3 separate regions of the Homo sapiens genome follow, and regions 2 and 3 are each linked to region 1. A link is a contact called in ENCODE Hi-C or POLR2A ChIA-PET data. All regions are on one chromosome and are shown on one strand. Each heading gives the region's core, a stretch centred on a gene start or an enhancer-like site at or near the end of the contact. The rest is flanking DNA. Distances are from core to core; before and after follow the strand shown. Region 1 overlaps TTC33 (tetratricopeptide repeat domain 33). Region 2 has its middle 93 kb from the start of LINC00604. Region 3 has its middle 170 kb from the start of LINC00604.

Region 1 (2,641 bases), core at 47-2,546:
TATGTTCCTAAGCTTAAGTTGTCCCAAGTACGAAATAAACTAAGAGGTTCAAGGTGACAATGACCATCACTAGTTTTTTCTTTTTATTAGGCAGGTATGCATGTGTGCATATACATACAAACAGACATACACACACACACGTGTAAACACAGGCTTACAGATTTGAGAAAAAAGAAAAATGTCCTCTCTTCTCAACTGCACTGTCTTTTATTTTGAAAGCATAACCATTGCTGCCAGCAGAGGCATCCCTCAATGAAATGTGCTTTGTTGCCAACGAGGCCTATAAAGGTTTAAAGGAACAAGTGAGCTGTTTTCCATGCTAAACAAAGCAAGAAATGGTGGGTATTTACTTCACTATCATCAACTTATTCAATTCTTCCCCCTTCTCATTTCTCTTTGGTTTACTTCTGTTGGCCTGCAAACAAAGGGTGGCACCACTTAGTTCCTCCATTTTTAGATCACAGGAAACTTGGCACTGAACAAATCAATAGTCTCTCATAATTTCTGCAGCATATCTCTTAATTCAACTTCAGTTTGGAACAGACTGAACAGACACAGCCCTACTGCAGCTGTTGGATAGGAAGCATTAAAAGATAAAAACTTGGTTTAAAGTCACTGTGGTTAATAAATGACCAAAGTCTGATTCCGCCAGTTTAAGGACAATCTTAACAGTATGCAACTGAAGTAGCACAAGGAAGGAAGCAAAGGGAATAGTTCCATGGACTACAACAGGGCAGGATGAGATAATGCCCTATACTGAGGTAAAGAACAGCTGGTGATCAAGCTAAATAAGTTAGATAGCACACTCATTTACCAAATAGAAATGTCAATGTGTTTAGCTACTTTACTCCCAATTAGACTTCTAATTTACTGTGGCTTTAAATTTAATGAGCTATATAGTTAACAGCTTATTCACTTTATAAATATTTACTGGGCACCTACCCTGGGACAGGTAGAATTCTAGTAATAAGTACTAAGGATGCAGCACCCAACAAGATATAAAAGGTCCCTACTATTCTTCCAGATCTTACTTTCTAAAGTGTATGCATGTTAGAAGGGGACAGGGAAAGAAAGATAACAAACAGTTAAAATATAAGTGCCGTGATAAAAGACAAATGGAGGAATGTGATAGGGAGTGACCAAGTGGCTATTCGGAATGGGCGGTCAAGAAAGGTCTTCCTAGGAACGCATTCAAGCTGAGACCTGAGTGACAAAACGTGGTCAGACAACTGAAAATCTGGAGAAGGTCCATTCCAGGCAAAGGGAAGAACCTGGGGCAGGACCAAACCATGTTTTGTGGAAAGGAAATAAAACCAGAGGAAAGGAAGTCAGAGGTCAGGGAGGTGGGCCGAAGCCATGATCACAGAGAATACAATAAGCCATAGTTATGCATGTGGATTTAATTGTATGTGTGATGAAGAATCCACAGAGTTTTTATACAACAGTGAGACATGAATTATTGATTTACATTTTTAAAAGATCAGTCAGACCCAGAAGAATAGACAGTAAGGGTACAAAAATGTACACAGGAAGGCTAGATATGAGACAACCAAAGTAATTTAGGTATGAGATAACCCTAGATAAGGATAGAAGTGAAAACAGAAAGAGGAAAAAAGATTTACAACACACTGAAAATGTACAGTTGGCTCAACTTGGACTTGGTATGAGTGAAAAAAAGAAAGAAATCCAGGATAATTTGGGTTACCTGGAAAACAGAGCCTGAGGCCAAAGCTTACTGGCTAAATCTTTATTGAGTGGATAGGATCCCACGCAATCAAGAGTGAGGGAAAAACAGAAGTAAGCCATGAAGAAAGAAGAATAAATACAAGGTCTATGTTAAGCTGGCAACAGCTCCACAAACACAGATGATTGTTGATCTGGAGAGCAAAAGGAAAGGAGCAAGCAAAGATTAAAAAGGAGAGGACATGGAGACAAGGACAAGCATGATAGCATGGTGGTGTGGAAGATGAGAGAGCAGTGTATTTAGGAAGACTGTGGTCACCTGTGCTGAATGATGAGAAGCACAATAAATGACAACAGAGAAGTGATGACTGGATTTGACAACATGGAGGTCACTGATAACCTTTACAAAAGCAGTTTCAGTGGATTCATGGGGACAGAAATATGACTGGATGGTTCATCAAGAAATGGAGTTTGTAGTGCAGTGGGAGCAGAGAAATGGCAGAGCATTTGGAGAGAAGCTTTTTAAATGGATGTTATCAGGGTATGTTTGCATGCCAGCAAGAAGGACCGAGAGAAAAGAAGAAACAGATTATATAAAAATGAGAGGACAATTTCAGAACAACGTTCCTGAGAAGGCACAAGGGGATGGGGTCTAGAGTACAAGTGGAGTGGTGGGCCTTTGATAATTACAATGGAATGATGACAGATCATATAGGCACAAATACAGTAAGGTTGGAAGATGTGCTGGTGAGAAAATAAAGTCATTCTACACTGACTGTATCTATGTTTTTCCACAGAGCATGAGGCAAAACCACTGTCATTAAATATACTGATGTGAGTAATCTGCAGAATGTGGGTCACACAGCAAGATCACCCTCAAATTTACATTAGTAGGTATACTTTCCTAGACAAGAACAAAATGCATGGTAAATTCTAATTTATATTCCTGCTTCATACA
Region 2 (2,641 bases), core at 73-2,572, 400 kb before region 1:
ACAGGTGCCTACTATTAAGTTAGGTTTTCAATTGTGTCTGACTATTAAGATAGGTTACAGTTCATCCACAAGGACTCAAATATAGAAGTATGGAGTCTTTCTCAGGCCATATTTATCTTGCTTTAACTCTATCTTCTATTTTATAACCATTGGTTCCTCAATAACATCTAGAATGCCACAAATCACCACAAAAGTAAAAACTGGGTGATGGATTAAATGAGAGGGAGGGAGGGAGGGAGGGATGGATGGATGGATGGATGGATGGGAAGAGAGAGAGAAACATATGTCCTTGACTCTTTATTTTGGTGATTTACACCAAGAAAAGAAAGCTAACAAACTGTTTAATCAGAACTATATCAACTTTTAGGTTTAAAAAATTATTTTGTGAAAAATCCATTAGAATGTTTCAGAGATATGATGATTGGTATGCAGATAAATTTCATTTTTAAATATTTGGTTAGAAAAAGTTAGAATTTTTCAAAATATAAAATTATGAATTACATAAACACTCAATCATATTTTGTCCCTTTTGATAGATTATGTGAGTAAAAGAAACGCAAAAAGACAAAAGAATATAGATGGATTCAATGACATATAAAATCTTTATAATCTAAGCCAAATAAAATTATATAGCACTGGCAACTTTGTCATGACTAAATTTATGAGTGTAACACTAAATAATGAACTGTTTTGTGTGTGACTTATAAAGTAGACTCATTGTTGAATGGGAGAAATATATTATCCAATGCATTTTGAGCAAGATGAAATGTAAGGTACCATTTTTATAGAAATATTTTAGAGGAAGCTGTTCAACATTGGAGGATAATAGCCGTTACTTATAAAATACAGCATTTCCCCTCTGATTCATAGGAAAGTAACAAGATCTTTATCAGAATGTTCTCATTTCCACATAATTCAAATACCATGTATATCAAAAAATAACAAGTAAAGACAAAATTTATTAAATTTTAGAATATGAATGGCATTGATCATAGTGAATACATTTGACAAAATCAAATAACCAATGGAGCATATTCATTTTGGTGAGTATTCTTAGTAAAGTCTTTAGGTCTCAGTTTCTTTTGAAAAATAAACTGGTTGTGAATATTACATGAGATAAAATAAACGGAAAGGCACATTGTAAAAGAGTGATAAAGCAATACATAAATATAAATTCTAAATGTTATAACATTGTGCATAGTCATTGTGCATGTTAAATGTTCAAAAAATAACTGAGTTAATGATTGAGGCATTGCAGGAAGTCTGGGGTGAGGCACTTGGCAGGAACTGCCACACAGGACTATTTTCTTCACTATGACAATGCTCTAGCTGAGAGTGAATGTTTTTAATATAAATGGTTTTACTCAGCTTAACAACCTACTGGATTCACTATTACAGTCATGAGTCATTTAAGCACAGGGACATATTCTGAGAAATGTGTTGTTAGGCTATTTTGTCATGTGAACATCGCAGAGTGTACCTACATAAACCTAGATTGTGTAGCCTACTATGCTCCTAGGGTATTGCTCATAGGCTGCAAATCTGTACAGCATGCGATTGAACTGAATTTTGTAGGTAGTTGTAACAAAATGGTATTTGTGTGTATCTACACATAGCTCAATACAGAAAAAGTACAGTAAATATAGGTTATAAAATATTAAAAATGATATACCTGAATAGAGCACTTACCATGAATGGAGGTTACAGAACTAGTATTGGCTTGGGTGAATTTGTGAGTGAGTAATGAATGAAGGCTTAGGACAATACTGTACACTACAGTAGTGTCAGTAATGTTTAAACTGTGCACACTTAGGCTATGCTAAATTTATTCTTTTTAGTTTTCTTCAGTAGTAAATTAACCTTAGCTTACTGTAATTTTTTCTTCATAGACTTCGTAATTTTTTAACTTTTTAACTCTCTCATAACTACACTTAGCTTAAAACACGAACACTTTTTTCCTTTATATACTTATTCTATAAGGTTTTTCTATTATTAGGCATTTTTTTTTACTTTTTAAACTTTTTTGCTAAAAACTAAGACACAAACACACACATTAGTCTGGGCTTACAGGGGATCAGGATCATTAATATCACTGTCTTCCACTTCCAAATCTTGTCCAACTGGAAGGTCTTCACAGGTAGTAACATGCATGGAGCTGTCATCTCCTATGATAACAATGCCTTCTTCTGGAATACCTCCCGAAGGAGCTGCCTGAGGCTGTTTTACAGTTAGCTTTTTTGATTTTAATAAGTAGAAGAAATGCACTCTAAAATTACAATAAAAAGTATAATATAATAAAACATAAACCAGTAACATAGTTGTTTATTATCATTACCAAGTATTATGTACTATGCATAACTGTATGTGCTACACTTATATATTCCTGGCAGCACAGTAGGTTTGTTTACACCAGCATCACTATAAACATGTGAGTAGTGCCTTGCCCTACTACATTTGGATGGCTACAGTGTCACTAGGTGATAGCAATTATTCAGCTCTGTTATAATCTTATTCAACCACTTTAGTGTAAGCAGTTCATTGTTGACCAAAATGCTGTAATGCAATACATGACTGTATTTAATACTGTTTCCACTATTCAAGCACAACAGATCATTCATCATCACAATATTATTATAATCAA
Region 3 (2,641 bases), core at 73-2,572, 330 kb before region 1:
GTTTCTCTATGTTGGCCAGGCTGGTCTTGAACTCCTGACCTCGTGATCCACCCACCTCCGCCTCCCAAAGTGCTGGGATTACAGGCATGAGCCACCGTGCCCAGCCACAACATCTGCTTGTTTAATAGTGTGTCGCACCTCCCACTTCGCTCTCTTCCTGCTACTTTGGCCATATAAGACATGCCTCCTTCCTCTTCACCTTCCACCATGACCATAATTTTACTGAGGCCTCCCCAGCCATGCTTCAATTAAACCTCTTTTCTTTATAAATGACCCAGTCTCAGGTAGTTATTTATATTGCAATCTTTGCCATTATTTTCAATTACTTTTGCACCAACCTAAATAGCAGTGTGAGAATAGACTAATACACAGCCCAGTGTTTCAAAGGACCCTGAATAAGTGGCCTCTGAAGATAACTGCTTTTAACAATACATTGAGGGTAACTCATTCAGCATTTCTGAAGCCATCAGAGTGTCTTTCAATCAGAGGCAAGGCATTTAGGCCTTTCAGGCTTAAAATTACCAGTTTGAAATTAGCCAACAAAAATTAATAAATGCAATGAACTATGCCCAACTACAGAATATAAACAGAAAGATACTGGCACAAGACATTAAACCACTCATACTCATTCTATCTTTTCAGATGCAAAGAGCTAGAAAGAATCAGAGGACTAGGAAATGCCACAGAAACCTCCATTGATCACATGGTTCTGTCATATGAAAGAGAAAGCAAAATAGAAAACTTCACATTTATGAAGATTAGGAAACACATGTATACATACATATAGTTCATGAGGCAGTGTAAAATGAGGAAATCTATTTTTTCTACTTGGATAGAACTGGTAGAGTTTGGCACAATTCCACTTTAAAAAATAAAGTATTCAGTATTCCTTGTGTAAGGTGTTGCCAGAAGAAGAAATTTGCTGAGAAAAAAATTCATCCTTTCTTTGCAAGGAAGATCTTAGGACAGTGGCATCAACATGAGGCACTGCATTGACAATGCTTTTGCATTCTGCTTTGATTTCTTTTTGGAAGTTGGTAGAGGTAAATCACAATTTATTTTTAATAATATGAAACTGTGAAAGTTAAGTATGGATAATGACAAGGAAAAGTATTTAATTCTGTCTTTATACCTGGACTTGAAAAAGAACAGTAACCATTCTAGCCATTTAATGGAATTTCTAAACCATATTATCCTTCCCCAGAAATGGACATCAAGTTCTATGGATCAAAAAGCTGTAGCTGACCTTAGACTCCAAAAAGAACCCAGTAGGCTGGACTTAAGCATGCTGGAGGATGTTCACATTCTTAAGTCAGGGTTATCGTAAGTTATTTCCTGCATTTCATCATAACTGGTCACATGTGGCCACTTGTCAGATCTGGGACAAGCATTTCCAAAAGCAAATAAAAGTGTGTATTTTTTTCATCTTTCTAAACAGCTCTGAGTTCAGATCCTGTCAAGGTTACCTTCCTATGATTCGTGAAGATGTCATCCTAAAATATAAAAGGAAAGTACATTGGTAAAAAGTCAACCTTTGAATTTTGTGCTTGGAGTCTTTAGGAGTCACTGATTAGACTACAAACACCCTTGTCAGCTCTATTCTTTTAGGTCTCATCAGGACTTTCTTGGCCACCAGCACACAGCAAAGCTCGGAGGGACCGGGACCCATGTTTAGTACCAAGGTGGTAGGTTGCGATGACGGCAAGTAGACACCACAAGAAGCTGAAAGGGAATTCAGGGTAATATAACCTCTTTGGAATTTCAAGAGAATGAAGAACAAAATTTGTCTTTTCAGAGGGCTGAGATTTAAAAACCACCCTGTCAATGACTCCTGAAAAACCAAGAGAAGTTTGGATAAAACTCCTAGTGATTAGTTCCCCAACTGCTTATACCAGGTAAGAAATGATAGCTCTTCAGAGCTCCCTTTCCATATCTAAAGAACTTGAATTGTTCTTTGAGGCAATTTGAGGCCACTGTCCCAGTGGAAAGCTTATTTTCAAATTGTGTAGCGTGCTACTATATCAGACTCTGAAACACTGCATGTGCTAAAGTAAGTCAGAGATGCCTAGTCAGATTAGGAAAAAAATATTGTAGGCAGGCAACCAGACAAATTTGGCAAGAAAGGATGTCAGGGGGATTTCCAAAGTCTCCTAACTGAGGGACAATCGTAGTGACTATGAATAATTCAGAGTGAGTTAACGAAGAGGATCCACCAATTTCAGAAACTATATAATATTTTTGAAGAAAAAGAGAGTTTAAGGACTATGAAAACACATGTCAAGAAATATTATTCTTCTTTTAATTGTTTTCAACAAGAAGGTCCCCCTTAAATATCAATTCTGCCATGAAGAAAAATAAAGGAAAAGCTGTTTCATAGAAAAGCTCTCCTCCTGGCAAGATCTTACCACAGATGTTTTTCAGATCTTTAAAGATGGATTATTAATGGTTTAGCTCTCCACTACATTATAAAGCATTTTTCAAAGGTTTGTTCTATCTCTGTTTACACTATCTGATAATAATAAAGCAGAGTTCGTTTTTAGCCAATGAAAATGACTCTTCACAAGGCTGTACATTTGTTTGAACCCAGACAAGCCACAAAAAGTACAAACTCTTCTGCATGTTCAAAGTTCTCGAAACACAC

What was found. Hi-C counts contacts between places; a loop is a spot of excess contacts on that map. ChIA-PET counts read pairs that join two places held with the same protein, here RNA polymerase II (POLR2A). Pooled maps may share reads with other maps.
Region 2: a map of endothelial cell of umbilical vein shows a loop between it and region 1 (5-fold over the local background). The contact joins two enhancer-like sites. A Hi-C loop is called at or near these places in 1 of 168 maps with a recorded cell type or tissue (endothelial cell of umbilical vein) and 4 of 50 pooled maps. POLR2A ChIA-PET finds 5 or more read pairs at or near these places in 1 of 52 experiments (activated CD4-positive, alpha-beta T cell).
Region 3: a loop to region 1 is called in a pooled map, with 2.8 times the contacts of the local background. The contact joins two enhancer-like sites. A Hi-C loop is called at or near these places in 1 of 168 maps with a recorded cell type or tissue (endothelial cell of umbilical vein) and 7 of 50 pooled maps. POLR2A ChIA-PET finds 5 or more read pairs at or near these places in 1 of 52 experiments (activated CD4-positive, alpha-beta T cell).

What each region holds. Positions count from the first base shown.
Region 1 is chr5:40,733,780-40,736,420 of GRCh38, forward strand. The region is part of intron 2 of TTC33 (tetratricopeptide repeat domain 33); the gene reads right to left. It also overlaps a transcript of PTGER4 not described here. Among named protein-coding and RNA genes, the nearest start is that of TTC33, 21 kb to the right of the region's middle. Within about 2 kb of position 1,297, at least 4 of the 41 ENCODE cell types and tissues checked have a DNase peak (open chromatin) inside an H3K27ac peak, as active enhancers do; they include endothelial cell of umbilical vein, where a contact is called at or near this core.
Region 2 is chr5:40,332,294-40,334,934 of GRCh38, forward strand. No RefSeq gene overlaps it. Among named protein-coding and RNA genes, the nearest start is that of LINC00604, 93 kb to the left of the region's middle. Within about 2 kb of position 1,323, at least 3 of the 41 ENCODE cell types and tissues checked have a DNase peak (open chromatin) inside an H3K27ac peak, as active enhancers do; they include endothelial cell of umbilical vein, where a contact is called at or near this core.
Region 3 is chr5:40,404,094-40,406,734 of GRCh38, forward strand. No RefSeq gene overlaps it. Among named protein-coding and RNA genes, the nearest start is that of LINC00604, 170 kb to the left of the region's middle. RefSeq lists enhancers at 1,090-2,289, 2,602-2,641. Within about 2 kb of position 1,323, at least 6 of the 41 ENCODE cell types and tissues checked have a DNase peak (open chromatin) inside an H3K27ac peak, as active enhancers do.